Linked DNA regions of Homo sapiens: region 1 is linked to region 2. A link is a loop called in an ENCODE intact Hi-C map of the cell type or tissue named here. Cell type or tissue: PC-3. All regions are shown on one strand. Each heading gives the region's core, and the rest is flanking DNA. Links, peaks and the distances in the headings are about the cores only. Region 1 overlaps ADAM12 (ADAM metallopeptidase domain 12). Region 2 holds the start of LOC105378549 (a long non-coding RNA gene).

The links. Hi-C counts contacts between places; a loop is a spot of excess contacts. Peaks named below come from ENCODE experiments on the same cell type or tissue, not always from the same donor. Only the 100,000 strongest peaks of a DNase experiment are listed, where the experiment ranks them.
Region 1: it touches region 2 in a loop (17-fold over the local background); 15 of 110 quality-filtered maps call a loop at or near these places.

What each region holds. Positions count from the first base shown.
Region 1 is chr10:126,369,595-126,385,971 of GRCh38, forward strand. All of the region lies in intron 1 of ADAM12 (ADAM metallopeptidase domain 12), which reads right to left. Among named protein-coding and RNA genes, the nearest start is that of ADAM12, 11 kb to the right of the region's middle. In PC-3, for the core only: no CTCF peak of the experiment used is centred there; a DNase peak (open chromatin) is centred at 7,547; H3K27ac peaks cover 2,460 bases.
Region 2 is chr10:126,494,486-126,510,862 of GRCh38, forward strand. It overlaps C10orf90 (chromosome 10 open reading frame 90), which reads right to left. Exons shown (of 10, transcript NM_001350921.2): 4 at 9,472-10,600. LOC105378549 (a long non-coding RNA gene) reads left to right here and starts at 2,526. Exons shown (of 3, transcript XR_001747637.3): 1 at 2,526-2,612; 2 at 6,430-6,500; 3 at 8,621-8,700. In PC-3, for the core only: a CTCF peak has its summit at 9,817; a DNase peak (open chromatin) is centred at 9,836; H3K4me3 peaks cover 576 bases.

The sequences.
Region 1 (16,377 bases), core at 5,596-10,595, 130 kb before region 2:
GGACATGAAACAGCTAAGCAACAAAAATGCAGAAACAGAGCCACCTTACCAATCAGATGCTGCTGCCAGCTCCAGGACTTGTACATAGTGAGTGGACACCTCTGAAAACAGACGCTTTCACCTGTCAAAGCCATTCCTGGTATTTACAATGCTGATTATCTAATTAACTCACTGTGCTAGACTGTTGAGATGGTTCCCAGTGCCCCCGCCTCCTGGTATTCACTCTCATATGTAACCCTGGTAGGGTTAGAATTAAGCAAGTCACTAGGTTAAGAGACTTAGTGACTTGTTTTTAACCAGTAGACTATAGCAATATTCACAGACCATGATTGGATTATACAACTTGTGATTCTGTCTTATTTGCAGATTATATTGCCTTCTCAGTCTGCAGGCCTTGATGAAGCAAGCTTCTATATTGGAGAGAATACTGATTAGGAAAATGGGAACCAGCTAGGAACTGAAACCTTCAGTTCAACAACTCAAGGGACTGAATTCTGCCATGTTTCTGTGAGCTTGAAAGCAGATCCTTCCCAGTTGAGCCTTTGAATGAGATCCAGTCCTGGCTAACATCTTGACTGAAACCAGTGAAAGAAGCTGAATTAGAGGACCCAGATAAGTTGTGCCTAGATTCGTAACCCACAAAAGCTGTGAGATTGTACACAGGTGTGATAGTAAGCCACTAAGTTGTGGCAATTTGTCATACAGCAATAAATAACAAATGCACTCATGCATGTGCATTTATCATGTTTACAAGTATTTTCTACAGCCATCATAGGTAGCAGTTATTAGGTTGAGTCCTGCATTTTATTTGTGAGAGGAAACAGAAGATAGTATACTTAATTATTAAACAGTAAGTTTCTCCTTCAGGAAGAATAAATTTTAGCTGGTAAGTCCACATGTTCCTTTGATGCGAAAATGAAAGGTCAGAGATACCAGGCCCTGCAAATGGGTCTCCAGTCCTGTTTTTCCTGCCAGTCCTTGCAGGTCAGAGCCCACAGGACAAGTTCCTGGGATTCACACAGCTAAAGACTCAAGTATTGTTCTATCTCAGTGTCTTCCTAGGTTCTCTCCTCAAATCCCAATGTCCCAAGATAAACACAAGCTGAGATAGCTGCAAAGGGTCTGGAGTATGGAAGAGTTCCTGGACATCATAGGTCCTCCCTTGGCAGCCCAGTGGTTTAGCATGTGGGCCCTGAAAATCAACTGCCTAGTTCAATCCTGGCTCAGCCTCTTATAAGATGCAAGGGCTAAGGCAAATCATGAGTTCTCTATGCCTTAGTTTCTTCATCTGTAAAATGGAAATAATAATGGCCCATACCTCTAAGGGCCATAGGGATATTTTAACCACATAATTCATGTAAAGGGATTAGTCGAGAGTCTGCTGAATGTTTTGTTAAATGCCGGTGTCATCACTATTAGTTATTCGTGTAAGTCCCATTTCTAGTATATTCCCTATTTGTGCAGTAATTCATGTGCATAATCTCAGCTGCGTCACCTTGTAGCTGTATAACTGCACAAGCTGAATGTCCTAGCCTTGGCTTTCCTATCTGGAAGAAAGAGTGGTCATAGTGCCTGCCTCCCAGGGCATGGTGAGAATGTATGAGAAGCTACTGAACCAGTGCTAGCACAGAAACCACACAGGCAAAATCCCTTTATGGAATTCCTCAATTCTATCCTATGAAGAAAGAGCAATTACCACTCAGAAATGTGATTGTTTTCCAGGTACACAGATAAACCTGTCACCAGGAGCCCTTGGGTGTTGTCTGATCATGCACTGAACTGAGTAAACATTTTAGAAAATTCATTTGCTGCTGTGCAAGTCAGAAGATAATGGTAGCTGCAACTTAGTTTCAGAAAGATTCAGATGAACAATCTTAGTAGTGTGGGAGAGATCTTTCCATTCACTTACGTTTTGCTGTAAATTGGGAAAACACCACCAATATTTGGTCTTAGAGTGGAACATTTCTGTCAGATTCTGGATGTTCTAAATGTGTACTGTTTAGAGCCACAAGGATGTAGAGTGCTTAACGGGCTTTACTGCTGCAATCACCTGCTCTAACTGGTAATTAAGATATAAGTCAAGAGCTTATGTGTCTGCTTCACCCACAAATGTGAGGTTCCTATTTCTGCAGCAATTCTTATTCATGCCAACCCAATACCCTGAGAGGCATGTTAAATTTTATTTGCCTTGCCATTCTACGCTTATCCTCCCTCCCACATCTCTTTCTCAAAAAGCCAGTGGAAGCTGAAGGCTAGGAAAATTCATGCCCCTGGCCTGGGCATCTGCTACCATTCATTCTCTACAGCCCTTATGCCTAGCCCACAGTGAGTCCCATATAGCAGAGAAGAAGGAAACTGGTGACCATTTTGTGTGCTATAAGTAAATGATATTTGAAAGAGTTCACATTATTAACACAATCTCAAATAGTCCTGGTTAACAGAGATGCCCCTAATGGTAGACTGATAAACAACAAAGATGGAAACATGAGATTTAAGGTAGGAGAAAAACGAATAGAAACTGCCTTCCTCTCCCAATTCTCTGCCACCCCCTCTGTCAAGCTTTGGGATTAACTTGGATACCCATCTACCATGAGCAGAAGGGGACGGTGGCTCATGGATGCTGAGAACTTGTGCCGTTCAAGGCATGAGGACAAACCTCAGCACTGAATGAACATATGAACAGTGATACCATGTGCCCCCTGTACCATCAAAAGAGAAGACCTTAAATTACAAAACACATTCCCCAACCTCTCCCTCATTTGGAATTCACCACAACCCAGGGAGGTAGGCTGCATCCTTGCTCATTGTTGACAAATAAACTAAGTTCAGAAAGATTTAGTGGGTTCCTCAAGGTCACACAGCCATAAAGAGGCCAAGCCAGAACTCAGAGCCACTTCTCACTCCAAGTCCAGAATTCTGGCCATGATCCAAGCCACCTGTCAATTTTATAACTACAACGCCAGAACACACAGCACTCTTGACCCACTAAATCCATAAGGAAGTAACATCAGGGGAGATAAGCTGAAGAAATCTCATTATTTTATGTCACTGAAGTCCATAAGAGAAGCAGATGCTTCTACTAGGAGCTTTTGTGCTTGAAAACAGTTGTCTTGATTTAGCTTTACAGACCATATCCTATCCCAGCCCTTTCTGCCTCCCTCTTTTGAAATTGCTTTCTCACTGAGCCTCTATAACCAATGGCTTAGTCTTCAGCAGCACTGAGGGAGAAAGAAGGATGATAATCACCTTTTTAAAGGAGAGCAGAGACAAGAAACAGAAAAGAGACTAAAGTATGTGAGAAAAAAGTTTCAAGAGTACCATCTATTGCAGCTGAATAAATTATGCTCCAAGGAGCAGACTCTCCCTACTAAGAAACTGGAAGTAAAGCTTAGTGAATTGAATAGACTAAATCTGACATGTCCAAATTTTAGTGGCAAATCAGGCGTCTGATTTTCCTGTAGATAAATTAGTGGAGAAATCAATCTATATGGAATCATAGCATTCATTCTGAAGGTTACAAAAATATACAAATGAGTGTCTCCATTGTTGGCTTACTCCATTGTACAATCTTCTTTGTATACTAGAATGTTTAAGTATGGAATGAATTCACTATACACTCCTGGAAGGCTCACATGACTGGAATTCTGTTGACACCTCTGCTGGCAGAGGAGCGGCTTCTGGGAGTGGATGTTGGCCTTGCTTCCCAGCTGTTCTCATTTTGCCTCCGCCAGAGGGAGATGGGAACAGCTGATGGCTTCACCCCCAAAGCTCAGCTTGGCCCCATCATTAGCACATCTCACCCCTGCAGCTGCCAAGGCCAAGACTAACATGCCAGCAGGAAAGCAGCTGACTGACTTTTCTGACTGAGTGTTTGGAGTACTGGAAGTTGAGAATCAAGCTGCCAAGCGGGTTCAACTTATTTTCTGTACATTTTTATGATCCACTCGCTCTAGAGGCCATGAAATGAGGGTGTCTGTTCTTCTCAACACTGTATCCCCAGTTCCTGGCACAAATCTGGGATTACAATAGGCAGCCAACAAATGTGTTGACTAAAAGACCCAAAGAATCATTATCAGAGATGTCTAGTTCTGAAAACACAGTGGACTGAGTTGACACAGCTAGAAAGCCTTTCTACTACAAACACAGAAAAATGTTAAATAAAATGTGACAACCTACATAACTGAACTAGAAAGAAGGGAAAGGAAATTATCAGGGAATTAAGGAATTCCTAGCCAGAGCATCCACCCACTGCCAAAGTCATGGAATCCCAAAGGCCTGGCAGACATAGGACTTCAGCCTGGAAACCATGAGTTCAGTAACAGGAGGTATGATCTTGAACACACAAGTCAGAGAACTCTAGCTAGATCCTTGAATAAAACCAAGCCCAGACAGGCTGCCCTTCCCAAGTCACCAGGGCTAGAAAACCTCTACCAAATGCCACAGGGAAACTTCAAAGTGACATGTCTCCCCAGAGATCTGGTGAGGGTTAGGGAGTTTCGCAAGAGAAATAGAAACTTCAAGCCTTTGCCACATGGGTATGGAGACCAAAATTAGAATAGCCATGTGGTGTAAAATTCCCACAATAACTGGGCTTAGACAAGGGAAATCCCTGAGGCATCTGTCATGAGTAAACAGACTCTGCTCCACAGGAACTCTTCTAATCCAGGGTACATAGGACTCCCATGGAGAGGGTAGCAGTGGAGGGAAAAAAGCTGAAAATGAACTCACAATTTAAAATTGCAAGGCATTGGAAGAGATAATCCACAGTAATACAGAATCAGCATCCTAAGAACTTTAAATAATAACCTGAAATGGATAACAATATATAAATCCCAAATTATTAAAGACATGTAAGAATACAAAGAAAAGATAATAAAAGATAATTTTAAAATATTACATTTTAAGAAGATCAGGCAAGTTTGAAAAAGAGCAAAACAAAGCTTCCATACGTGAAAAAGTAAAGATATTGAAAAATGTGAAGTCAATAGACAGTTTAAACAGCATTTAGACACAGCTCAAGAGAGAATTGGTAAACTGAAATTTAGACTTGTAGACATCACCCAGAATATAAAGCAAAGAGTGATAAAGAGATGAAGAGAAGCTAAAAACAGGAGGACTGAATTATAAGGCCCAACTACATATAACAAAAGTTCCAAAGGAAGTGATGAAGCAAAAACGGCAAGGCAGTAATTAAAGAGATGCTTGCTACATTTTTTTAAATAATTGATTGGATTCAAGAAGCACCACAAGGCCAGAAATACACAAATTTAATATAAAACCATATAAAAACACACGAATAAAATACAGAACTACACATACACAAACACACACACTCCACCACCACCACCAAAGAACTACCTTAAAAGTAACCAGAGAAAAAGGCAGGTTTAGTGCAAAGGCACAGTCATTAAATGAAAGACTCCTTAACAACAACAGGAGACGCAAGGATACAACAGGTAATATCTGCTAAAAGAAAAAAATCGCCAACCTCTGGTTTGGTTATCCATACATACCTAGACTAACATTCATGAAAAAGAAAAACATTTTCCAGGCAAACAAATATAGGGAATTTGCTACTCAGAGACCTTCAATGAAGACTACTTCAATAAGAAGCGACTGGATCCAGAAGTGGAAGTGGTTTGCAAGAAGCCATGGTTAAAAAAAAAAAAAGAAAGAAAGAAAGAAAAAGAAAGGAAAGAAAGGAAACTAGTTGCATTGGATAAATCAGCATAAGCCTGGACTGCTCAGCACAGAACAAAGCCTAGTATTTCCCCACTATCTTTTTTGATGAGAGATGGGTTTCAAAATGGCAGAACTAAAATTCTAGACAATAATAAAAAAACAGGAGGCACAATGAAGGGCACTAAACCATGGTTAGCTTGTAATTGTTTGGGAGGAGGCCAAAGTTACTGACTACCTTTGGACTCTGTGTCTGAAATGCAAATGTTAAAAATTTAATGGTACTACTAAAACTGTGGAAACAGAATATGTAACCTCTAAATTAACAGAACTGGGAAAGAGTAGGTATAAATAATCCTACAACAATAGAAGAAAGAAAAGAAAGGTGTAAAGATAGCAAAAGTTAGTTATTTTCATTAAAGTTAAAAAAAAAAAAAACAAGGAGACTAGCAATCACTTCTTCTTCTTCTTTTTTTTTTTTCTTTCTTTTTTGAGACAGGGTCAGGGTCTCACTGTGTCTCCCAGGCTGGAGTGCAGTGCAAGATCACAGCAGCCTCGACCTCCTGGGCTCAAGCAATCCTCCCACCTTAGCCTCCCTGCGTAGCTGGGACTACAGGTGCATGCCACATATATGACTTTTTTTTTTTTGTAGAAATGGGGTGTCCTTATGTTGCTCAGGCTGGTCTCAAATTTCTGGGCTCAAGTAATCCCCCCTCCCCACCCCCCAGCCTCTCAAAGTGCTGAGATTACAGGTATGAGTCACTGGGCCTGGCTAATCCTTTTGTTTATCATTGTAATGGATATGCTACCCAATGAAACAAGAAAAATAAAGGAAGTAGAATGAATAAGGAATGTATAGGAAAAAACAAAACTTACCCTTTCAGGTGATTATTCTCTTAGAATTTCTATGACGTCAATCTACAGACAAACTATTAGAATAAAAATTGAGCAAACACCTACCTATGATTTGAATCATCAGGATTAAAAAAAAATTGAGCAAGATTTCTGAATTCAAAGTCAACCTACAAAAATAAGTAACATTCATATACACTGAAAAGAAAACATCAATTACAACTTTCAATAAGGAAATGACTCCACAGATAAAACAAGAACAGCCATGAACTGGCACTTGTTGAAACTGAGTGATAGAAACACAGGTATTGATTGCAGTCTGTCTACTTCTGTGTATGTTTAAAAATTTCATATTAAAAAGTTAAAATCTTTTAAAAATAGTGATACCATCTAAAGTGACAATAAATCTATTAGGTACTTAGGATATCTAGAAATATATCTTACAAAGATGCACAAGAACATTGAAGAGAATATTATTGAAAACTTATTGAATAGCATTAAAGGGAACAAATAAATAGAGAAATCACCACATTCATGATGGGAAGCCTTGATGTCATGAGGATGTCAATTCTCCCCTAAATTAGCCTACAAGTCCCCATACAGTATTTTGCAGAACTTAGCAAGAAGATTCTGAAGTTCATATGGAAACACTAAAGTTTCAGGGCTAGTCAAGATAACTTTAAAAGGAGAGGAGGGGAGAAGGAAAGGAGACATTAAACTTTATACTTTATTGAATACTTAGCATGGTCTGAGCACTGTTCAAAGCACTGTATATGTATTCTTTCATTTCACCTGCACTACGGCCCTGTGGAGGTAGATATGATCTTTATCACCATTTCATCAAGGGAAAATGGGGAAAGAAAAAGATTACATAGTTTGTTCAAGGTTTGGGGTGAGCAACGATCCCAATTTGCCTGGCACTGAGAGGTTTCCTGTGATGTGTCATCTTCAGTGCTAAACCTAGGAAAGTCTGGGCACACAGGATGGTTAGTTACTTTCTCAACATCACATGTCAGGAGCCAGGTGGCAGAGCTGATCTGCAAACTCCAGCAAGCTGGCTTCAGTGTCTGCCCTCTGCACCACCACATACCAACTCTATTAGTCAGGGTTCTCTAGAGGGACAGAACTAATAGAGAGGTATATAAAGGGGAGTTTATTAAGGAGTATTAACTCACATGATCACAAAGTCCCACAATAGGCTGTCTGCAAGCTGAGGAGCAAGGAAGCCCGTCTGAGTCCCAAAGCTGAAGAGCCCGGAGTCCGATGTTCAAGGGAAAGAAGCATCCAGCACAGGAGAAAAATGTAGGCTGGGAGGCTAAGTCAGTCTAGTCTTTTCACATTTTTTTTTTCTGCCTGCTTTATGTTCTGGCCATGCTGGTAGCTGATTAGATGAAGCCCATCCAGATTAAGGGTGAGTCTGCCTTTCCCGGCCCACTGACTCAAATGTTAATCTCCTTTGGCAACACCCTCACAGATACACCCAGGATCAATACTTTGCATCCTTCAATCCAATCAAGCTTAACCATCACGCCAACCAATCTAAACACTGAAGGCTTATTGTGAAGTACGGGATACTGAGAACAATATGATGCTGGAACGGAGGTAAATAGAACAGTAGGACAAAGAACCCAGAAGCATATCTGTGTGTGCTTGCTGGTTATCAGAAGTGGAAAAGGATTCAACAAATGTTACTAGAGCAATTGGTTTTCCAGATGGGGGGAAACAGACATGGATCTCATACAAGAAATAAAAATTAAATTCCAGTTATTCTAAAAGCGAAAAGCAAAAATTTTAAATTTAGAAGAAATTATCAACATTTATTTCGGAGCTCAGGAAAGAGAGGAGGATTGTTTAAACTAAACTTAAAAAGAAACATGAGTAAATAAAGATAAATAATTCAAAGAAGAAATACGAAGAACATATAAACACATAAGAATCTTAGAGTCTTTAGTAATGAGAAAAATGCCAATTAAAACAATGAAATATTTAACATCCAGCTTGGCAACATTTAAAAAGCCTGAAATTACCAAGTATTAACAACCACATAGGTAACCAGAGCTCTCCAATAAGTAGGCACATAAATTGGTACAACCAATTTGGAAAGCAACTTAACAAAATACGTTACAGTAAAAAATTTGTGTACTCTACAGCTTAGTAATTCACTTGTAATAGGTTCCCTAGAGCTTACACCCATACCTAAGATAGCAAGGATCCTCTCACCATTGCAATATCAAAAAGTTGGGGAAAACATATTTATTATCAACAGAGGAGTACACAAATTATGATTTAGTCATTCAATTAAAAGGAATGAACCAAGCACATATATGAATAAGTCTAAAATATATATTGATTTTTTAAAAAGTTGCAGAAGGTTGTCATATATAGTAGGGTACCATTTACTTAACAGTTAAATACATGAAGAGTATCAGATATTGATTAGGGGTATGTGTGTGTGTACACACACACGAACCAACCAACTTCACAGTAGTATAGCCTCTGCAAAAGGAAGACTGAGATAAAATAGTCTGAATGGGTGGGGAGAAAAGGTATGGCTATAAATATATCTTTAACATTTTACATCTTTAAATGTTGAAAGTTCTGAAGTACATATAGTAGAATCTGGCTGGCAAAAATATGGGTGTATAACTTATTCTATGTCCATTTTTCAACTTTAAAATTGTCATATTTTAGAAATGAATGATGGGGCCAGATTTCTTTTTCAATCATCTTTTATATGATATTCTCAAATTATACTGAAATTGGCTGAAATAATGATTTTAGCTTAAAAGTTTTACTTAGTATGCTTAATTTCAGGAATGTACCTTTCCATAGGCGGACAACAGCTGCATTTTGAGGTATAATGTAGACCCTAAATCCTAATGCAGGCTCTGAAGAACACTACCAACAACAACAAAAAACCCAGGATGAAAACAAAACCAAAATAGGAAGGCTTTTACACTGTTGGTGGGAGTGTAAATTAGTTCAACCATTGTGGAAGACAGTGTGGTGATTTCTCAAGGATCTAGAACTAGAAATACCATTTGACCCAGCAATCCCATTACTGGGTATATACCCAAAGGATTATAAATCATTCCACTATAAAGACACATGCACACATATGTTTATTGCAGCACTATTCACAATAACAAATACTTGGAACCAATCCAAATGTCCATCAATAACAGACTGGATAAAGAAAATGTGGCACTTATACACCACGGAATACTATGCAGCCATGAAAAAGGATGAGTTCATGTCCTTTGCAGGGACATGGATGAAGCTGGAAACCATCATTTTCAGCAAACTATCAGAAGAACAGAAAACCAAACACCGCATGTTCTCACCCATAAGTGGGAGTTGAACAATGAGAACACATGGACATAGGGAGGGGAACATCACACACTGGGGCGCCTGTCAGGGGGATGGGGAGCTAGGGGAGGGATAACATTAGGAGAAATACCTAATGTAGATGACGGGTTGATGGGTGCAGCAAACCACCATGGCACCTGTATACCTATGTAACAAAACTGCACGTTCTGCCATGTACCCCAAAACTTAAAGTATATTAAAAAAAGTTGCTCATATATCTAGGCAATCCTTCATGTACTCCCAGTATTTCAATTTTTTTTTTTAAAGCAAGACTAGATTCTCAGATCACATTCAGATTCAAGTGAGCATATCTCTCAAAAGCAATGTCTCCATCCTATCCTGGCTTTAATTACAAACATAGCAACACATAATACAAGGAATCTTTTGGCCAAATTGCAGACCAGTGCTCACCATGCCTGCTAGGGGAAGACATGTCAAGGTGTTTCAACATTTCTAAGAATGGATCATCTAAACTGATTAAGCAGTTCAAGGCTTCCAGGAGTAGGTAAACAGACAGAAAACGTTATCCAATGAAGCTGTCCAATTTTTTAAATAGTTGCCAAGAAGCTGAGCTCTTAATGTAGCCTTGGAATGACATAAAAGCTTAAAGGATAAAAAATATCAATATGATGCTGAATTACTCGGCTTTTCCATCCCATCTATCAACTGGAGGCAAGGTATATTGGGCATTCAACAAAGCACAAAAGAAACAGGGTGAAAAATGGGCTGGAGAAAGTATGAAGATTGAAATGGCAGCCTGTGAGAAAGTGTAATATTCAATGTGCACATTTCAATTGGCAAATAATGTTCATTTGAACTGCATTACCGTTCTGCTGAGATCCAAGCTAATTACAATCTCACTGCTATAGTTATGGCAAAGATAGGTTATGAACTGTTTGCCACAGCTAGGTTAAGATCCAGTCTCCAGCGTGAGGTAGACTAGATTGCCTTGCCTCTGACACTGCTGATCTCACTATCTGAGGCTATCATTTCCTTTTCTGTAGAATGAGGGTACTAACAGGAACAACAAGATTCTTTCAGCAGAATTGCAGGAGATAGTGCACGCAAAGACCTGCGCACCGCTCCTGGCACTGACGCACTCGACAAACTCCTTTTTAAGTAACAATGTGCTGGTATGACAATTTTAGGTTTAAAAAAATACTAACCAAACATATGAAGAAACAACTATGAAAAATGCACAGCAACTACTCTCAAAAACATTGTCTAGATTATACCAATTTCACTTCTCCAGCCCAGAGACCTGACAATTAAAGAGCATGGACATACTCCAGAGCTGCTTCATATAGCTCCCTGTGGGCACACAGCCAAAGGGTTGTAGGGCTTAGCCATTTGGTACAGAAGAAACATCTGAAAATTCTACACCTGTCTTTGTAAATCATGGACGCTGCAGAAACCATTTAGCTTAAGGAGGCCTCTGAAACACACTCTGATACAAAATTTTTTTTCTGCAACTCTGATGAGTTCATTACAGCATCATCTACACCAGGAAGGAATGTGCTTAGCTTCTTTAAATGATGTAGCTACATTCCTTAAGAAAAATTTTGTTACAGTTTCCACAGCTGCAACATTTATCTAATTAGGTATATGTTGACTTTGAGTTTTTATAGATTTTGAAAAGAAAGTTTTGAAACATTTAAAAATGAGTTTAATTTTTGTTTCCACAAGGAAGGAGTTAGAAAGTGCCAAATGACAAGTGAGAGAAAGAAAATACATCTATATGTCGAGCATGGTAATCAAAGCCTTGGCTAAATTCTAAATGTACATGGCGGAGTCACAGGTGTTTATCTGTATGCCCTCCTGAAACCCTGCCATAAGGGAATAATTGTAATAACAATAATAGGCTGCGTACCATGGTTCAATGCCTGTAATTCCAACACTTTTGGGGGGCTGCGGCAGGAGGATGCTTGAGCCCAGGAGTTCAAGACCAGCCTGAGGCAATAGAGTGAGATTCTGTCTGTATAAAAATTTAAAAATTATATTTTTTAAAAAAAAACTTTTGAGACAGACTCTCACTCTGTCACCCAGGCTGGAGTACAGTGGCACGATCTCAGCTCACTGTAGGCTCTGCCTCCCAGGTTCAAGCGATTCTCCTGCCTCAGCCTCTGGAGTAGCTGGGATTACAGGTGCCTGACACCATCCCTGGCTAATTTTTGTATCTTTTTTTTTAGTAGAGATAGGATTTCAACATGTTGACCAGGCTGGACTCAAACTCCTGACCTCAAGTGATCCATCTGCTTCGGCCTCCCAAAGTGCTGGGATTACAGGTGTGAGCCACCATGCTTGACCAAAAATTTAAAAATTAAGAACAAATTAGTTGGGCATGGTAGTGTGTGCCTGGAGTCCCAGCTACTAGGGAGGCTGAGGTAGGAGGATCACTTGAGCTCAGAGGGTCAAGGCTGCAGTGAGCTATGATTGCACCACTGTACATCAGCCTGGGTGACAATGCAAGACCCTGTCTCAAAAAAAAAAAAACAATAATAATAATTAAAACACAAAGCAGCAAAGCTTTGGAAGATGGAAAGGGGATGGACAAGTTGTTACCTATTTAGCAGGGAAGAGAGAATGGGAACTTATGACCTGGAAAGGAGGGCAGCCATCAGAAGGTGGGATGGATAAGCAGAACCCTGGAAAGGTTTGGGAACAGGGGGCACTGGGCACTGGAACAGGGGGCACTGTATGGGCCAAGGCCAATACAGGCTGAGGCTGAAAACCTGTATAAGGAGAAGATAGAGCCCTAGATCCCCTGCAAAGCCAACACAGCTAGGTGTTGCCTGTCCTACTCCGACCAACATGGGAGGTGTATTTCCTGAAGACACTGAAGTAGAGAAGTTCTGTACATAAGGACTCCCAGGAATCGTGAAGGTGGGTTAGCAAAGTGCTAAACGGAAAACAAAAGGATTAAGTTTAAACAATACAAGCATACTTAACGGCAACACTATCTTCTTTTCCCCTGCTCAGTTCACAGGCCCTAGAGCCAGGCTTAAATTGCCAGAGTGAAATCGCCTTGGCAGGAAGCTGAAGGATTCTTCCTTGGAGAAATTGACCAGCCTAAGAAAAATAGAGTCTGTGATATGTGGACGTCTCTCAGCAAAATGAATGTTCATCAGTCAGTAAATCCATCTGTGGAAGTACACAGAACTTCTAATCAGCTCTTTAATGCCCCGTTATTAAATATCAACAGAGAGCCAAAAATCAGACATTTGAAGAAAGTCAGACAGATATTAAACAAATGGGGGGGAAAGAGAATCTCAAAGCTAACAATGAGAAAGAGGTGAACAAAAAATGTTTAACAAGTAATGACTAACACATTCAGAGTTAATAGCAATTTTACATCCATTACAAAAAAGAAGAGGACACTATAATAAGAATAAAAGAACATTCATTGCACAAGAAACCTCTTGGAAATTAAATGTGGTAGGATAAAATTTAAAATTATTTATTTATTTTGATACAGGGTCTCATTCTGTCACCGAGGCTGGAGTAGCACGGCATGATCATGGTTCCCTGCAGCCTTGACCTCCTGGACTCAAGTGATCCTCCCACCTCAGCATCCTGAGTAGCTGGAACTAAAGGTGTGTGACACCTTGCCCAGTTAATTTTTTAAAAATTTTTTGTTGAGATGTGGTGGGGTTGGGGGGTGTGGCTCACTATATTACCCAGGCTGGTCTTGAACTCCTGGGCTCAAGCAATCCTCCTGCCTCAGCCTCTCAAAGTGCTGGAATTACAGACATGAGCTACCGTGCCCAGCCAAAAAATTTAAATAGAAGGGTTGGGAAATGAAATTAAATAACTGTCCCAGAAAGTAGAACAAAAATGTAAAGGGATGAAAAATAGATAAGAAAATTAAAGGATGTTTTCAGGAGGCTGGGACATTCAGCTAATAGCAGTTTCAGAAAAGCTGTGGTAAAAACAGTGAGGAAGAAATAATTGAAGAACGAATATAAGAAAGTATACTAAAACTTGACAACATGAATATTCAAACTGAAGGGGCCCACTGAGTTCCTAACAATTACTGATAAGAGCATTGCTAAAGCACATAATCATAAAACGCAAAAATACTAGTGACAACGAAAAAAGATAATCACTTCCAAAAAGAAAAAAAGACTACATTTAAAGGTTTGACAAGCAGAATACCATCAACTTCTCAAGCAGTAATGGCCATAGAGACATTGAAGAAATGCCTTATAAAATACTGAGAAAATATGATTTCTTTCTTGGAATTTTATACCTAAACAAACTAGCAATCAAGGGTGGAATGAATGAATGTGTGTTTATCTATATATTTTATACAAGGTATGCCAGAGACACATTCCAACCTTTGTTTTTACTCACAGAACTGTTTTGTTTGAAGCAGCAATGTACATAGTTAAAAATATTTACTTTTCTAGTATTCTGTACAAGCTAGCAGGGGCCCTGGGTCACAGTCTAGCCAATGATATCTAAGACAAAATCTACTACAAACGCTTATGGAAATATTATTTTCCTGATGAAAATAGATTTGACTGGTTCTGCCTTTTGTCCTTTCTGCTGTATTACTGCCTGGAATGCAGATATGATGCCAAGAGGTACAGCAGCTATCATGAGACCATGAGGAAGTAAGCATAAAGGCAAAAGTCAACATCTACGTATCGCAGATAGAAATAAAAGAAAGTGCTTGGGTCCCCGATCACATCAGTGACCTGACACACCAGTTACACCAGCCACCAAAATACTTACTTTGCAACTGCTTGTAAAGAATACGAGCTTGTAAAAATTGCTGCTGTCATGTTTTTTTGTTATTTGCAGCTGAAAGCATCCCTGACATATTCACAAGTTATCAAAAAAAGTTGTATCTTCCCAACACCCATCCTCAGGAAGTTACTGGAAAACGTGCTCCACAGAAATGAGGAATGAACTAAGAAAAATTTACAGTGCTCAGAATACAGATGATTCAACACAGGAAGGATGCAAGAGGAATTCTTAGCGTCTTGGTAATAAGGGTAGTCCTGAGATAACAGCTGTAATGTATGCCTAAAAAGTAACCCGTGAGTCACATTGGAACAGGAGGATGAGGGGCTCTAGGAAAGATGACATCAGGAAAAAAAAAATCATGGCTAGACTACCTGATGTGTTGGATCATATTGAAAGGAGGTTGATAGTTCTTCCAGAAAGTGTGGAAGTAAAATAGAGGTTGCGTAAGGGATGGGAAAAACCAAAAACCAAGTATTCTCCCTACTCTCACTCTCAGTACCGAATGTTTCACCTCTGGTCACCCAAATGTGTGGGAGTTTCTCCCCACCAACCACCAGTTCTTCAGTAGAGATCAACTGGGAGTCCTACAATTTAACTCTATTCTGACTCTATCTACCTGGAGAAAGCATCAGATCACACAGGTTAAGGGCTCAGTCCCACAAGACTTCCCCCCAATGTCAGATGCCAATCACAAGTAGTAGGTTGTCACACCTATACTTCTGACCAACTAGCTATAAGTTGGGGGTCCACAACCCCCTTCTCAGGTTCAGTTAATTTGCTAGGTAAGCTCACAGAACCACAGAAAACACTTGCTTATATTTACCAGTTTATTATATTAATGAAGGATGTAATTAGGGACACAGATGAAAAACAGTTGGAAGAGATGCAAAGGGCAGAGAATGTGGAAAGGGATACAGAGCTTCTGTGTCCTCTCTAGATACGCCACCCTCCAGGAACTTTGATTTGCTCAGCAATCTGGAAATTCTACAAACCTTGTCCTTTGGGGGGTTTATGGAGGCCTAATTACACAGCCATGATTAATTACACCATTGGCGATCAAGTCAACCTTCAATCCGTCTCCCCTCCCTGGAGGTTGCAAGGGAGGTGGCACTAAAAGTCCCAACTCTAATCATGCCTTAACAAGCTCATTAGCATACAAAAGACACTCTTAATACCCCAGAGATTCCAAGGATTTTAGGAGTTCTGTGCCAGGAACCAGGGGCAGAGACATATTTCTTATTATATCACAATATCACAGCTTGGTGCACAGAAAATAAAGCAAACAAAAATCAAGACAAGGCAATCATTAACTCTAGGAAAAGCAAAAAGTTACAAGAGGGATGAAATGCCATAAAACACTGCACGGCAAAACAGTGAAAAGTATTTGCAAAGTCTTCTTAGTGCAAACATTGAATTTTTTTTTAATGATGGCACTACTATATTGGGTAGTTGAAAAGAAGAGAAGGCAGTGTGTCTGGAGTAGGGTGAGCAAAGGGAGAATGGTAAGAAAGGAGATCAGAAAGGAAAACAGGAATTAGGTCATGCTGAGGTTTGGATTTTCTTTCCTAAGGGTGCTAGAGAGCCACTGGGGAGTTTTAGACAGGAAACTTGAATGCTCTAACTCATGTTTGAAAATAATAACTTTGGCTCTATTGTGGAGGAAAATATACCATGCAGGGATAAGGTGAAAAGCCAGTAGGCCCGTTGGGTAAGAGGGATAAGAGG
Region 2 (16,377 bases), core at 7,686-12,685:
CGACTCTGGAAAAAAGAAAGAATTTAGATTTTTTTTCCTGTGGGGCGCACATGAATAGCATTGTCTAATGACATGAATGAGACACAGGCTCAGTGCAGGCTCTGCACCACACCAAAGCACACAGAAAACCAGCATAGTTCTGCAAGAGACCGCCATGATGCGGTCCTTGCATGCAAATGTTTCACTCAACTGAGGAAATGGTTAAGAAAAACTTTAACTTCCGATTCTATAGACAACAGCCATATAATGGACCAGTTTATATACTTCTCATCTGTATGACTTTCGCGGTTCCTACAAGGGCATTTATTTCAAGAACTGGATTAGGCAAGAGTAGGCATTTGAGGAACAGCTTCTAATCTTAAGTGACAAAGGTTGTGTTCCCTGCAAAGAGGACACCTGTCCTGTGCACCTGCCCTTCAGGCCCTCATAGGGACCTTAACGCTGAAGAATCTCCCCATTACCCATGAATAGCTGAGAAAATACACTGTAGAATGGACCTGCTTAAACTATGTTGTCAAAGTAGTTTGTTGTTAAATGCAGGAATATTTTTCATGTTGCTATCAGATGTTCTCAGATGGGCCTCATTCCCAAGCCCATGGTGCTTCTGCTAGGTTACCCTGACACTCACAGTTACTCATGTATAGACGGTGCTCTGCAGTGTCCTAATTTAATCCTAATTTATCCCCCAAACAGAGCTCTTAACCAGGGAGGCACTGACTGAGACATGTTCACTGCAGCATTGGATGAGTGTGTTTTGGTTGGGTGCAGTGGCTCACACCTGTAATCCTGGCACTTTGGGAGGCCGAGACGGGTGGATCACCTGAAGCCAGGAGTGAGTGTGTTTTGAAAACGTACCCCACCCATGTCTGATGCACCTCTCTGGTTAAGAACATCTTTTTCACACTCTCTGATAAAACCCTTGTACCACCTAAGGTCAATAGAATGCTCCAAACATAGACTGCAGTACTTTGTTTGCAGTAATGCCCTCATGGGGCTATGACCTAGCAGGGGAAATAAAAGAACATCTGATAGCAGTATGAAAAATATTTCTGCATTGAACAACAAACTACTTTGACAACATCGTTTAAGAAGAATTAATGGGCTGGCTTTACCATCTTTATTTCTTTGTTCACCAAAATTAGCTATTATTGATGAAAAGAAAATCACATTTTACAGAAAGATATGGACTTTGCTTTAAGATTATTAGGAAAAGAGAAAAACTCACCAAGTCAAAGGAATGAAACACATCATCTATTTCTCACATTTTTTGCTCTATTTTCCAGGGTCATCTGTATCTAGAATACTTTTTCTTTCAGAACTCATCATGCTACTACCACTGCCTTTTTCCAAGATCCCTTCTAAATTCACTTCCTGTGGACAGCTTGGATGATACTGAAGACTAATGATAATTACAAAATGGTTTGAGTCCCCACCATGAGCCCAACTGCTCGGCACTCTTTACGTAAATTACCTTGTAAAGGACAAGCAAGCAACTGGTGGAGTATAAATGGAGCCTCAGATGGGCCCCATTCCCAAGCCCGTGGTGCTTCTTCTAGGTTACCCTGTTACCCACTGTTACTCATGTATAGACAGTTGCTCTGCAATATCCCTAATTTAAAAGATCAGCCCATTACCTGGTCAGCCTGCTTCAGGCTTTGAATCCATTTCTTTTAATCTATTCCTGGCAAACCTGAGTAAATGGCCCATTAATAATGACTCTCTCCTAAACAGTGTAGGGACACCCCCTATTCATATAACTGAAAGAGTTACTCAGAGAAAAAACAAAAAACAAAGCCATTCTCTCCACGAAGCTAGCCGGGATGGCTGACATGAGCAACCTTTAGATACCATATGGACTCTTGGGAATGATCTGGAAACCGTGTTTATGATGAGGAGGAAAATGACACAATCTCATCAAGACTTATCAAGAGATAAATAAAACATTCTTAGAAACCTTCAAAATATTTTTGCAACATTGCTTATATATTTTCTCTTCTTTAACATTACATTTGACCACATGAAGGACAATAAAGTTGTTCCTTGACAATACTTGATTATTCTTACCGAGTTCCTAAAGGGAAACAATATTTTGAGACATTTCCCCCGCCACCCTCCACTTCAATTTTAAACCAAGTGGGGATTCTAGTTTTAACTTTACTTTTCACAACCTACCTCTTGGCGGTGAGTCTTTCATCGCTCCTCACCCTTTCCTTGCCAGAGAGGTTTTGAATATGGGGATGGGGAAAGGTAGTTTGAGGAAGGAAACACATCAAGCACTTAAGGGATCGTGACATAAGCATGGGCTTTGTTGGGTCATCAACGTAACCTGTCCTCCACCCAGCCCACAGGTCGAGGGCACCCACTCTGTGAGCCATTGCTCCCTGGCTCCCTACTGGGTAAGATGAGGTCAATGCCAATGACTCAGTTGAATCCTGCCGTCCAGGAATGTGCAGTGTGCAAGTATAACAATGACCTCTACAAAATAGCAAATGCATCATATTAAAAGGCTGCTACCTGCATAGCAAGGAGACCAGGTCTGAGTTATGTGTCACCATCGCAGAACCAGAGAAGAGCCCAGTGTCTGGTACCACAGCTGACACGATCAATGTCAAGTGAGTGAGGGGAGGCTGTTGCGGTGCCAGCAGGAGGTGCCAGGGCCCTGCTTATTGAATCAAAATGACCAGCACAGGAGCACCTGTTCTTGCTGCTGATGGGAAAGGTGGCAGGCAAGCTGGAGGCCAAGGTTGAATTGCAGTGGGCACCTGCTCTTCTGGGACAGGAAGAGAGTCAGAGCGAGACAGGATGGTATTGGTCAGAAAAGGTGAAGAGTAAACAACGCAGGGAGGCTGAAAGCTCTTCCGGGACAGGAAGAGAGTCAGAGCGAGACGGGATGGTATTGGTCAGAAAAGGTGAAGAGCAAACAACGCAAGGAGGCTGACAGCTCTTCCCTTTGACTCTGAGCATCGCTTCTTCACCACGTTCTAAGAATCGACCAGAGAAGCTGGCTTGTCTGACAGCTCCTGTTGCAGAAAACCATAGGCCCCAAAAATGGATAAATTAACAAACAAGGAGAGCAGAATTCACAAGATGATCTTGTCCACCTCTCTAATTCCACAGATGGAAAAAACAGAGACCTCGCAGGCAAGTGACCTGCCCAAAGTCACCCAGAGGGTCTGCCCTGGAGCAGGGGGGGTCACACATTTCTTCAGAAAAGGCCCAGATAGTAAAAATGTTAGGCTTTGTGAGCTATAAGGTCTCTGTCCCAACTACTCAACTTTGCTGTTGCAGTATGAAAGCAGCCACAGAACAATGCATAACTAAATTGGCATGGCTATTTTCAATACAACTATTTACAAAAACAGGCAGCAGGCTGGACTCGGCCTCCTGGTGGTTTGCTCATGCCTGCCATAGGGCTGCTGCTACATACCAGGGGCTGAGTTCTTGTCCATTCATCAGCTGATTCTAACACTCTCTGGGTTACTTGTTGTTAACAATGAAACAAAACACAAAAACTCATTCTGCTCAATTCTTCTGGCTTCCCTAAAGATAAGAAAAGACCATCGTAAGATTGTTTACCTGATTCTCAACCATGCACCCAATTCATTAGGAAGAACTGGGTAGTTGTGGTGTGAATGTCCACCAGCCAGCAGCAGAAAGGCTTTGCGTCTAGTGGTGGAAGCTCTGCAGGGTAGAGGCGGCTCCAGAAAACCTGGAGGGGTTAGGCACATGGGCAGGCCCTTGGAGTCAGTGTGGGACTGCCAAACCATCTGATCCATTGGCAAACCTTGTTGATCTACCCTGAACACATAGCCCCAGAATCTGACCACTTCTCAATACCTTCACTCCTGCCACCCTTTCCAAGTCACTGCCCCCACTCCTGGACAATTGTCCAATATATATTTGCTGAATGAACAAACATCAAGAGTGAGAGAGTGGAATTCTGCACTAGCCTCCTCATACGGGTGCTAAGGTCTATAGCCCTCACCACCACCCCCTGCCCCAGGTCTAGCCTAGCAAGATCCTTGACTTGTTTCAGAGCATTATGGAGTCACAGAGCGGAAAACGCAGACTGAATGGCAGAATGGCCATTCAGCAGTGTGATGGACACTGTATTACACTGCTCAGATCTCCCTTCAGGAAAGAAGAGCTTCTTCCCCCAGCTGCTGGAAGTCCTGTAGGAAGAGTGCCCTCGGCGGCGATCCACCCTATAGGAATTGGCTGACTGAAGAGAGCTGCCTCACCCAAGTTCACATATCTTCCTGGGGAATATAAGGGCCCAGGCCCTTATGGCAACTCAGAATAACCTTGAAGGGCCATCCCAGATTCAGAGTTCCCTGAGTGGCTGGCAGAGGCCTTGCTTATGACTGCACCGCAGAACACCTTCTCCCTCTGCCCAGTCCTGCTTCCCTTCCTGGATGTCATATCCCAGAACACTCCCCAGTAAATGCCCTACCCATTCATCTCCACCTCAGAGTCTGATTTCTAGAGAATCCAACATGTAATACTGGGGAACAGGGTAAAGTTTACCTTGGGGGATGGATTTATTTGAATGCTAGACCAGAAGTCAGTAAATTACAGACTGCAGGCCAAATCTGGCCCACTGCTTGTTAGTGTAAATAAAGTTTTATTGGCAACAGCCACATTTATGTATTTATGCATTGTTGATGGCTGATTTTGCACTACAACAGCAAGTTGTCTCCTGCTGTGCCCTTCTCAGTGACAGCCCCAGACAGAACAGTTAAGATGGTGGTGACTCAATGGCAGGCCCCATCTCCACTGCCACTATCAAAGGTGGTATCTGAACACTGTTGCTAGTTGAGTAGTTGCTACAGAAACCATATGGCCCGCAAAGCCAAACACATATTTTCAATCTGGCCCTTCACAAACAAAAGGGAAAAAGAAAAGTTTGCTGATCCCAATTCTAGATCATTGAAGAAAAAAAATCACATTTGTAAAATATCTTCTGGTCCCTCTAGTAAAAAAAGTCCTCATGGGATGAGAGTGGGAGTCTAATGCAGGCTTCTCCCCTACAGGTAGGCTTGGCTTGTGTGTACATGGTTTGTTATCTGCCCTTGAGTGGCGTAAGTGAGATAAGCCTCACTCGCTATTAATGTGGCAGACCATACCATCTAAGTGTGAGTAGGCACAGTGCTCATTTGGAGACCTGGCAAGGACTTCTGCCTTCCAGTCATCCACATCTTTATTCACTAGTGATGCTAAACTCCACCGAGGACATCTCAGACCAATGCCACCAAAGCCTGTGAACTGACTGAGGGAGTTGCAACATGGGCCCACCATAGAACGCGAACGCAAATAGATGTGGACAGCGTATTCACTAGTCTCCTCTTCAATAGCATCTACCATCATCAGAAGATTTTGCTCCCTCTACTTGGATATCTCAGAAATGGTAAAAAGCTTCAGATTTAAGCCACAGATGCACAATAAAATTGGCAGTAAGAAATGTGTCTAAGTCAATAGTGAGTCAGGCATGCACATCCGGTGAGGTGGGAACCATTTGGATCAACACTGTATATTTCACAGACCACCACAAAGAACTGGATTTCAGGCTGAGGAGGATTTCTGAGCCAATACATTTTAATCGCATAAAATGATATGGCTTATTACATTTTTTCATAAATTAACTTGCAGTTCACTCTCCTAATAGTCTACCGGGGTAACTGGCAACCAAATACCAGTATTACTCCAGATGTTCATAAGCAGCCTTCAGATACCACCTTTGGTAGTGGCAGAGGAGGTGGGGCCTGCCGTTGAGTCACCACCATCTTAATTGCCCTGCCTGGGGCTGTCACTGAGAAGGGAACAGCAGGAGACAAGTACACAGCTCTAGCACCAATTGGCCACGTGGACTTGGGCAAATCATTTAATCTTCAAGCCTCATTTGTGTTGTGTGAAAAATAAAGATAATGATACTCTTTACAGATGGTTGAATGATTCAAAATAATGGATGCAGCCCAGGGCCTGGTGCCTAGGACTTCTAGAACATATGTTGTGGTTATGAATAAGATGATGATGATGACGATGATGATGGTGATGATGACAAGAATGGGGATTAAATTTTTTATGATAGATTCGAAGATTTGCCCAATGCCCACCTACTTGGTGCTATCTGAATGCTTACCAGTAGTAGAGATGTAAAGACAAAACATACAGGGACTGAGGAGATGAGCAAAGAGAGAACCAATTTCTTAACATTCAGCCTGAGATGAGAGCAGGTGCTCACGCGTCTATTGGAATGCTATGTCTCAGTAGAAACAGCTATTTGAATTGCATGATGTGCTTGTGTCTCATTTTTCCTCATCTTCTCTTTTGGGTGCATATCCTGGAGGCTCATTCATGAATACAATTTGTAGAACTTTCTGTCCAACGACCTAATGACTAGAACTAAAATTGCTTTGCCTCTGTTTGTAGAATTGCCCAGGCTGTACCCACCAAGCAGCTGAATGTCAGTAAGCCAGCCAACAGAAGATCCTGCTCATGAGGTATTTTGGAATCCTTCAGATACAAAGAATCAGATTCAGTAACTATGAAGTAAGAAGACTGCTAATAGCATGTGTAACCACAGGAGGCTGTCAAGAATGTCTCAGATAGGATTCCAGTTTCAGACAGGAAAATATAAACAGTTCCTCTGAGTTTTAATGAGCACTGCTGCAGTCTGAAAGCTCTTGCATTAAGGCTAAAGGTTTTGTGGAATCTGAAGGTCAGCAAGCTCACCCTCCACACGTTGTGCAGGCTGTGCAAGGACAGCCCGTGGTCATTAGAGTCAATGAGCTGTGCTGGTAAATTTCAGGCCAGAATTCTACAGCATGGACAGATGTGCTTTCTTGTCACCTGAGAAGAAATAGAGTCCACTGGAAATTATTTCTGAGTGAGGGAGCACACAGCCAGGGGTGCACGTGTAGGTGAAGGTGTGCATTTGTAGGCATCCGAGGCAAGTGCCCCACAGCACACCCCAGGGCTCTGTGGCTTTGGACTTTGCAACTGAGGGGTCCAGAATCCCACGGAGCCTCTTTTCTTTACAGAGTCCACCTTGGGCAAATAGAGCTGAAATTTTTTAAGCTTGATGGGACCTCGAAAACACCCAATCTACCCCCTGCTCTAGTTACCCAGATGAGGAGTTCAGAGAGTATCACTCCTCCACATTCACTGAGCTAGAAATAATAGATCAGCAACTCCACAAAAAGTTCTTCCAAATGTGGTCTATATATACACCATGGACTACTACTAAGCCATTAGAAGGAATGAAATCATGTCTTTTGCAGCAACTTGGTTGAAGCTGGAGGCTATGATTCTAAGTGAAGTAACATAGCAGTGGAAAGCCAAAAACCGTATGTTCTCATAAGTGGGAGCTAAGCTATGAGTACGCAAAGGCATACAGAGTGATATGATGGACTTCAGAGACTCAGAAAGGGGAGGGTGAGAGGTGGGCCTAGGGATAAACACACACACACACACCACATATACACCACACACACACACCACACACGCATACACACACACCACACACACACACCATACACACACACCACACAACCACACACCCACACCACACACACGCACACACACACCACACACACACACCACACAACCACACACACACCACACACACACACACCACACACACACAACACACACACACACTAGGTGCAATATACACTACTTGGGTGACGGGTGCCCTAAAATCTCAGAATTCACCACTGTAAAATTCATCCATGTAACCAAGAACCACTTGTACTCCCAAAGCTACTGAAATTGTAAAAAAGGTATTCAAGACTCCCCTGGTGTCTGTGACTATCTCTTTCCTCAAATGGTAGAATGAAGCCTCATGGCTTAAAGCCACTGAAACGCTTCACATGTGAATCTTTGGGATCTGTGCTTTTTCTGGGGGATGTTGGCCTGCAGGATGCAGAATAAATTTATACTATTTGCCTAAGATAATCCCTTAGAGGAGCAGTCATTTCACAAAATCACAATCAAAAATCTTCTCTGCACCACCAAAGCCAAAAAGTAAGTTGGGGGAAGTGTCCACACTCTTGCTGCCCTCCTCTGAGATGAGTGTATGAGTGTTTGAGATCTGGCTCTCATTATTAATGAAGAGCCTTTGGTGAAAAGTACTATAAATCCAAATTATTATTTCACACCATGACACATGGTTTAAAAATGAGGATGTGCTTTAACTGGGGTAACATACAACAATGCAGTGGTGTATTTCTGGAATCATCATCAATAAGGAAGACGAAGTGCTTAGCTTGAGCAATCTCTTTAACCACTAAAGTGGGATTTATCTTTGGAACATTGATAGCTGCTTATGTTGTCCTTCTTGTAATAAGTCTGTAAGACATGCATTTCAATGGTTTAATCAATCTGAAAGCCATGCCAAAATTGCCTTAAAAATCTCTGAGCATTCAATATTTCAATATATATACAGTTGTTAAAATTAATTACATCATTTAACATTTCTATACACATTATAACTTTAAATGTTTTACAGTCATTTTTATTAATAAAGCTTTAATGAATAAAAGTTGTACCGTAAAATTATGATGCATATCCTGCATTTTCAATTGTATACTAATATCTTTAAATACTTTTTTCCAAATAGAAAGTAATTCATAAACCAGAGCCTCTTGCAGAAAGCAAAGTTGAAAATCAGAAGTTTACACAGAGAAAGAAAGAAATCTGGCCTCTTTCTTCCAAAAAATGCCTGCTTTCCTCTTTTGATTTCCCAAGAAAGGTGCAGAGTCCTCAGGGCAACCCATCCTGGGAATTCTTCCCGGCCCTGGAAATGGCAGAAACAGCAACAAATCCTGGTCAAGATGCCCCAGAAGACAAAACCAGGGGGACAGAAAATTGCTGCTGCTGCTGCTACTACTATTTGGCACAGAGAGTCCCTGACTTGCCTAATTTAGAAAATGTCCTATAATTATTATACACGCACACACGCACACATTCACATACACACATTCACACTTACACGCTCCATTATGAAGCTTTGCAGTCTAGCTTTTATATCAATGAGGCTAACTTGAAAAGTAGAAAGTACAGAAATCTGGACACTTCCAAACACGCAGATGTTTGGCGAGAGAGATGAAACATCTGGGGGCGAATGGCATTTCATTCTTCTCACCCTCTTTTGGAACGCAATTTGGGCATGTTGTAAATTAACTTCCTTTGGAGGCCCTCATTTCCTTCTCATTACATATGGTCTGGAACTATTGGGAACAAGAATTTGACAGAAGGCCTCTTACAATCTACAAAAGTCTCAACTAAAAAAATCTATCCAATCAGACATCGATGCCGAGCTATCAGTTGTCAACTATGAGCAGAGCAGATCACTGCAAGTCTACTGAGAAATGCCTCTTAGAATAAGTTTTGTATAAGAAATTCACTCAACAGTCACCTTGCTAGGACATTTACTCAGGTCACCCTCCTGCAGATGGACGCACCACTCACCTGCCCTGTAACTCCAGCCAGGAATGTGAATGGACAGTTGGTTGGCATGATCGCTGGCGTGACAATGAGTTGTATGGTCCTTTTCCCCTTTTCTTACAGTGACTTGGTTAGCTCCCACATTTGCCAATTCTGTGTTTTCCAATGGAAAAGAACCACTCCAAGGACAAGCGCCGGTCCCCAAATGCACCCGCCTCAACGATGGGGTTTCCTTCAAGTGACTTTCTTGTAAACCTGGGTTCCAGCGCTGGCCTACGAGGTCCTGGTCTCCCTCCAGGAGCTCCTGCTTCAGGGCTTCGCTTATTGGCTCTCTGTTCACTAGGCCATCTACTCCATCTGCTGTTAATCTGTGGGAACTACAATTGAGGTTGAGCGACAGGACGGATCTGTGCATTTTGGGGCTGGCAATTTGAGGTGGCTCAATGGGGACGGAGAGAGACTTGTCTACGTAATAGATTGAATCTGGACACTGCTGAGACACCCTGAGGTGGACACAGGAACTGAACACCAGCGGGCTCTTTCCTGACAGTGGGGTGTCTGGAGAAAAACTGGTCTCTTTGTCGTCTGCATGGGTGACCCAGTACTTGCGTCTCTCACACAACCCAGTGTGGGCCTCGGGAACCTTCAGCCGCACCACGGAGCTGTTTCTGGAGAACTCTGTGCAGGCAAAAGATCTCTGATGCCGACCTGGATGGGCGCCATTGGCCAGAGCCGGGGGCGCCTGGAACAGTGTGTCCTCAGCCCTGCACTTGGGGCACAGAGAGTCCCCAGCAGTCCCCCACACCAGGGCGCGGGCTGGGGGGCCCACGCGTCTGGCCGTGATGGTGATGGATGCAAACCCTCTGCGGGGGCCCCCACAGGGTCTCTCCTCTTTGGGCGGCAGCTCTGCCTCAGGTCCTCGCTCATCTGACGGTGCCGGGATTCCTAATCTGCCCGGAAGTAACGCAAATGCTCTGTGAATGTTGACTCCGCTGCGGTTAGCCAGAGATTGCTTGGCGTGATGTGCACGAGACTGAGCAATGGCACACGGTAGGGGCAAGGAGGCCCTGTTTTCTCTTGACTTATTCTCATCAATCATCTGGGAGATGACTATGGATGAAATCATTTTTGTGTTTTGTGATGCCAGGGTCTCCTGCAAATAGAAAAAGATCCCGATTATTCAAGCAGTCTATTGAAATATAGACAGTAAACTCTCTTTCAAGGGCCACCAGGATGCCAGAGCACTGGGTTCATAACACTCAGATGTCTTGTCCAAGGCTTTTTACTGCACACCTGATGCTCAGAGATGGCAGGAAGGGCAGGAAAACTAGATGTTTATGACAAGTTACACGTTCTGGAAACATTGGCCTGAGTCATGAATTGGTTTTCTCTGCTGGGCATCTATTCTTAATTTATCTAATGATGTGTCAACGGGGATCATCTAATTCGATAACCACCTCCGCCAAGCCCAGGAACCCCTGAATACAGGCTCATATCCTCAATGGAGAGGAAAGACAGAATTCTGGAGGTGGCTGGAACTTGGGGCCACAGGTTTATGTGGGAGATTAGTCAGTAGTCCTGAAAGGAAACAGCAACGGTGGTTACCAGGAGCCCCCTCCCTACCTTGGTCCTTTGGAGTCCTCCACATTTGCCGGTTTAGACTCTAATTCAGTTGCTCCCTGCTGCTTGGCATCATGGAAGTCAAGGTCCAGAGAGCAAAACAATAGAAATCAAATGCCCAGCTGGGCATGGTGGCTCACACTTGTAATCCCAGCACTTTGGGAGGCTGAGATGGGCGGATCACCTGAGGTCGTGAGTTTGAGACCAGCCTGACCAACATGGAGAAACCCCGTCTCCACTAAAAATACAGAATTAGCCAGGCATGGTGGCACATGCCTGTAATCCCAGCTACTCGGGAGGCTGAGGCAGGAGAATCGCTTGAACTCAGGAGGCGGAAGTTGTGGTGAGCCAAGATTGTGCCATTGCACTCCAGCCTAGGCACCAAGTGTGAAACTTCGTCTCTCTCACACACACAAACATTAAACAAACAATCAAAAAAAATCAAATGCCCACGTTTGCCCAGACCAACACTATGGCAATCAGATGATTTCACTTATCAGAATTGGGGGACAGGGGACACTGGACCAAGGCACATGTAGCTTTGCTGCATTTCAATGATCGGTTGTATCAGTTTTTGTCCAGTATTTTTAAATGACCAAGGTGTTTCATTTTTCCTAATCAGCAGATTGTTTGTCCTAACAGTAAATTGCTCATGTGTCCAAAAGAGTATGCTATGATTTTTAACAAAGCATCTAACCAGGTCTATACTCATTTGTTTCTATTATGGTTATGTGTGAAGCACTACAAAATACAACATGGAAGATGGACTACACCCCAGCACTTAGTGAAGGCTAACAGGGTCCTGGCCCCCGTTTAGACGTTCATTATGGAACATGCTTACAATGAATCCTTGCATAGAGCTGCACAGGATCTGGAATAATATATGTAACCGCTAAGCTCCCACTGCTTGCAGAGAATCTTTGCTTTGGGGGCCTGAGGGCATAACTGGATGCCCAACAATTGCCACAGCAGCTCCCAAATCCCAACATGCAGAGAATGGCCTGGGATGTTACAACTGCAAGTTCCCCAGACCCCAGAGATTGATTCTGTAGATTGTGGGTGGCACCCAGGCATCTGCATTTCAACTGCATTTCAAGTGATTGTGATGTAGGTGATCTGGGTCACACACTTTGAGAAACACAGACAAGTCATGAGGCTGCTGGTCTTCTCAAGACAACACATTTTGGAGAGGAAGGGCCTATGTGTGTTGGAAGCAGGGTATTTGCTCATTCCAAGATGTGACAGCAAGCACAGTAGCATTTTTATTTTCTTCAGGGCAGGACTAATATTTACTGACTCAAATAATTGCATGTTCCCCACTAGCTGGACATTTGGCATGGCAAGTCCACATGGCTGCAGGAGGGCCAGTGTGTGTGTGTGTGTGTGTGTGTGCGTGCGTGTGTGATCTTAGCCACCTGAGGGGCTTTGTGTCCTCAGAGTCAGGCATGGGAAGATGGTTGGCTTGTTTTGCATGACAATCTCCATCACATTATATGTGGGTTTTTTAAAAAAAGGATACATGGGGCTGGGTGCGGTGGCTCACGCCTGTAATCCCAGCACTTTGGGAGGCCAAGGCGGGTGGATCATGAGGTCAGGAGATTAAGACAATCCTGGCTAACACGGTGAAACTCTGTCTCTACTAAAAATACAAAAAATTAGCTGGGCGTGGTGGCAGGCGCCTGTAGTCCCAGCTACTCGGGAGGCTGAGGCAGGAGAATGGCGTGAACCCGAGAGACGGAGCTTGCAGTGAGCCAAGATCGCGCCACTGCACTCCAGCCTGGGTGACAGAGCGAGACTCCATCTCAAAAAAAAAAAAAAAAAAAAATACATGGGGAATTGTACATTCAAATACCCAGAGATGAGTGAAAAAGAAGAAATAGACAGGAGAGTCATTTTAAAATTTACTTCATTTAAAAATAAATCAAAATATCCATGGCTACTTTTTTCCAAAAAAAAAAAAAAAGGTCAATGCAGTAGCACTGAGTCATGAAAGGGGACTTTCAGCCCTCTCTTTTAGCCCAGCGGCTACCTCACACTTCCCAATCACATCATGCGTTGCTTCCTTGAGGCTAATGCTGCTGGAAGTCCTGCCAGGTGGGGCTTCCTCACCAGCAGTTGTCAGCCCAGGGTTCATCAGTCACCTGGGAACTCATCCAAACTCTAATGCCCAGGCCTCATTCCCGAAAAATTACATTAGAATTCCTGGGCAGGGAGGCCCAGGCATCAGTGTTCTTAGAGCTTCCAGTGAGATTCCAGCCTGTAGCCCCAACATTTCTGCGGCACCCTGAATCCCTTCCCCTTGTAGCACTTTTTATGGATGTAGTTTACACATAAGAAAAACTGAAATGCACCTGCTGCCTATTTCACTTGGTACACATTCCCTCCCATTTTAGTTAAATTTAGTTCTGATCATAATTGTTCTTGTGTACCCCACGAGGAGTGCAATCATACCCAGTAGGAACTCCTTTGACACTGCTCTTTGAAGAAAAAAAAAAAAAGACCCACTTTGGAAACTGCAGTATAGGTCTTATTTTATAGGGCAATGTTTCCCAAAGTTTGCGCCAGGGACTGCCTGCATAGAAACCACCTAGAGTGAATGAGTGAGTGAGAGAGAGAGAGAGAGAGAGAGAGAGAGAGAGTGTGTGTGTGTGTGTTGGTGGGGAGGACATGTTAAAAATGCAGATTTCTAGACCTCTCCTTCCTTGGGCCTAGGTTGCTCAGGATCTATGGGGATAAAGCCTAGAATTTGTATCTTTCACCAGCTCCCAGGTGATTCTTCTGCATGGATATGGTGGGAAAGATGCCGGCCTAGGACTCAGGCCACGCAGATTTCTAGACCTCTCCTTCCTTGGGCCTAGGTTGCTCAGGATCTACGGGGATAAAGCCTAGAATTTGTATCTTTCACCAGCTCCCAGGTGATTCTTCTGCATGGATATGGTGGGAAAGATGCCGGCCTAGGACTCAGGCCACGCAGATTTCTAGACCTCTCCTTCCTTGGGCCTAGGTTGCTCAGGATCTATGGGGATAAAGCCTAGAATTTGTATCTTTCACCAGCTCCCAGGTGATTCTTCTGCATGGATATGGTGGGAAAGATGCCGGCCTAGGACTCAGGCCACCTGGGTCTAGCGTGGGCCGGGACTCCCATACTGGCTACAGGACCTTGGACAGGGCCTTTGGCTGCCACAGCTGCTAAGCAAGGAGAAAACAGGGGTGGTTCTCGGGCGGGGGCCTCCAGGCTTCCTCGTACTGTGGTCTCCAGTATCAAGAGAGTACCTACTCTTCAGGCTTAGGACACCATGACACCCATGAGATTGGCATCAACGAGGGGTGTGTTGCTGGGAATGAGTGAATGTCATCTCACCCTGGAACAACAGGGATGGGAAATACCTGACTCTGACTACACGTCTGGACCGAGCCCTGAAGCCACAGCCAGAGCCCAGGGCTGTGCATGCTGAGGGATGCCCCCAGGCTGTGCTGAGGGGCTGCAGGCCGGTACATCCCTCCAGAAGGACCTAGAGGCCCAGAGGACGGGATAAGGAATTAGCCACCATTTCATTAAGTGGGGCCTGGCAAACGTGACCGTGAGTTTTGACTCTATCAGATGTGAACGGATGAGGGAAGAGCAATCATGAATGGCATGAACTTCAACTTATTTCTGAAGCCCTGGAATCACTCAGGATGTCAAGGTGACACTGCTCCTGAGGCACAGATACTGACGAATGCCCAGTTCCAAAGAAAAATAGATTTGCCCTCTCAAAATACCAATGTGTGATGTAATTCTCCAGTACTCTTCCCATGACCCAGCAGAAACGAGTGGATATCTGACATAATCCAACCTACAAAGGAGTAAGAGGTGTTCACATCAAAGTGATACCATATTTCAGTGGAATTTACAATGGAATGCATTTGGGTTTACCTGAATGACATAAATAGAAATGACTCATTGTATATCCAATACATTGAAATTTTGCTGATAGAAATGTAGAAGTCATGTAATTTTTTAGGTGCAATTCTGTTATTCATACATACAGTCACGGTCAAACTCTTTAACTGTGCATTCCACATATTTATTTGGGCACCTACTATGAGCCAAGTGCTGCATTTTCCCAGTGTATTGTCTCAGCTTTGACAAAAAGTCCCCAAACAACAAACTCGGAGATATTGAAAAGGAAACACTGGCGGACTCTTTGCTCTTTAAAACACAGGACACTCTTGTATGGGAAGTTCTGTGTATTAAACCCTAGTGTCTCAGTGAGACCCATTAAATGATTGAAGATAAGGTCCAACCTCTTAAAAATCTATATGAGTTTGCCAGGGCTACCATAGCACCAAAGTACTACACACTGTGTGACTTAAACAACTGAACTAGTTTTCTCAGTTCTAGGAGGTGGAAATCTGAGATTAAGATGTCACAGGGTTGGTTTCTTCTGAGGCCACTCCTTGGCTTGTAGACGGCCATCTTCTTCCTGCATCTTTACACGGTCCTCCCTCTGTCCTCTGCTCCATGTCTGGGTCCTAATCTTTTCTTCTTATATAGACACCAGATTGGATTAGGACCCACCCTAATGACCTCACTTAACCTTAATCACTTCTTTAAAGACCCTACCTCCCAATGCAGTCACATTCTGAGAAAGTAGAGGATAGGACTTCAACATATAAATTTAGTGGGGGTAGTGGGGGATGCAATTCAGCCCCTAACACATCACTTTGTGTTGCATCCCTCTTCTGGGTCTCAGAAACCAAGAAGGGGATGAGATGGGGGGTTATTCAATGTTCCTAAGTCAGCCGACTACTTTTAAAACTGGGCAAATTTTCTCTAGAAAGTAATTACATCTTTTACACCAAATATCTTCTCAAATTAAGCTGTTTCAGGGTGACATTCCATCCTCCTTTCTACTGGGTTAACGAAACATGTCTTTACAAAGAGATTTCTTTCATCTAAAATAAAATTAACTGACATCAGATTTGATTTAAAAGGAGGATGAAAATCATCTCATATTTATGGTAGAACGTTCGCATTGGAGAGAGGTCAGATGAGTGGCTGGGTTTTGTGTCTTGCTTTGGTGAACCATCCATTTCCTGACCAGCACCACATAACACATTTTTTTACATTTTCTTTCTCATAGATGCTGCTTTAAGATATTGATTTCTCTTAAATGTTTCAAAGATGATTTTGTAGTGCTGGTAACTGCTTTCATAGTTTTATGCTTTTATTGACTGTTTTTAACTTTATATTTATGCCTTGAGGTATTTCTAAGAAGGGCATAATTTCATAAATTGAAGCCAGAAAGAGTCAAGTAGCAGATGATC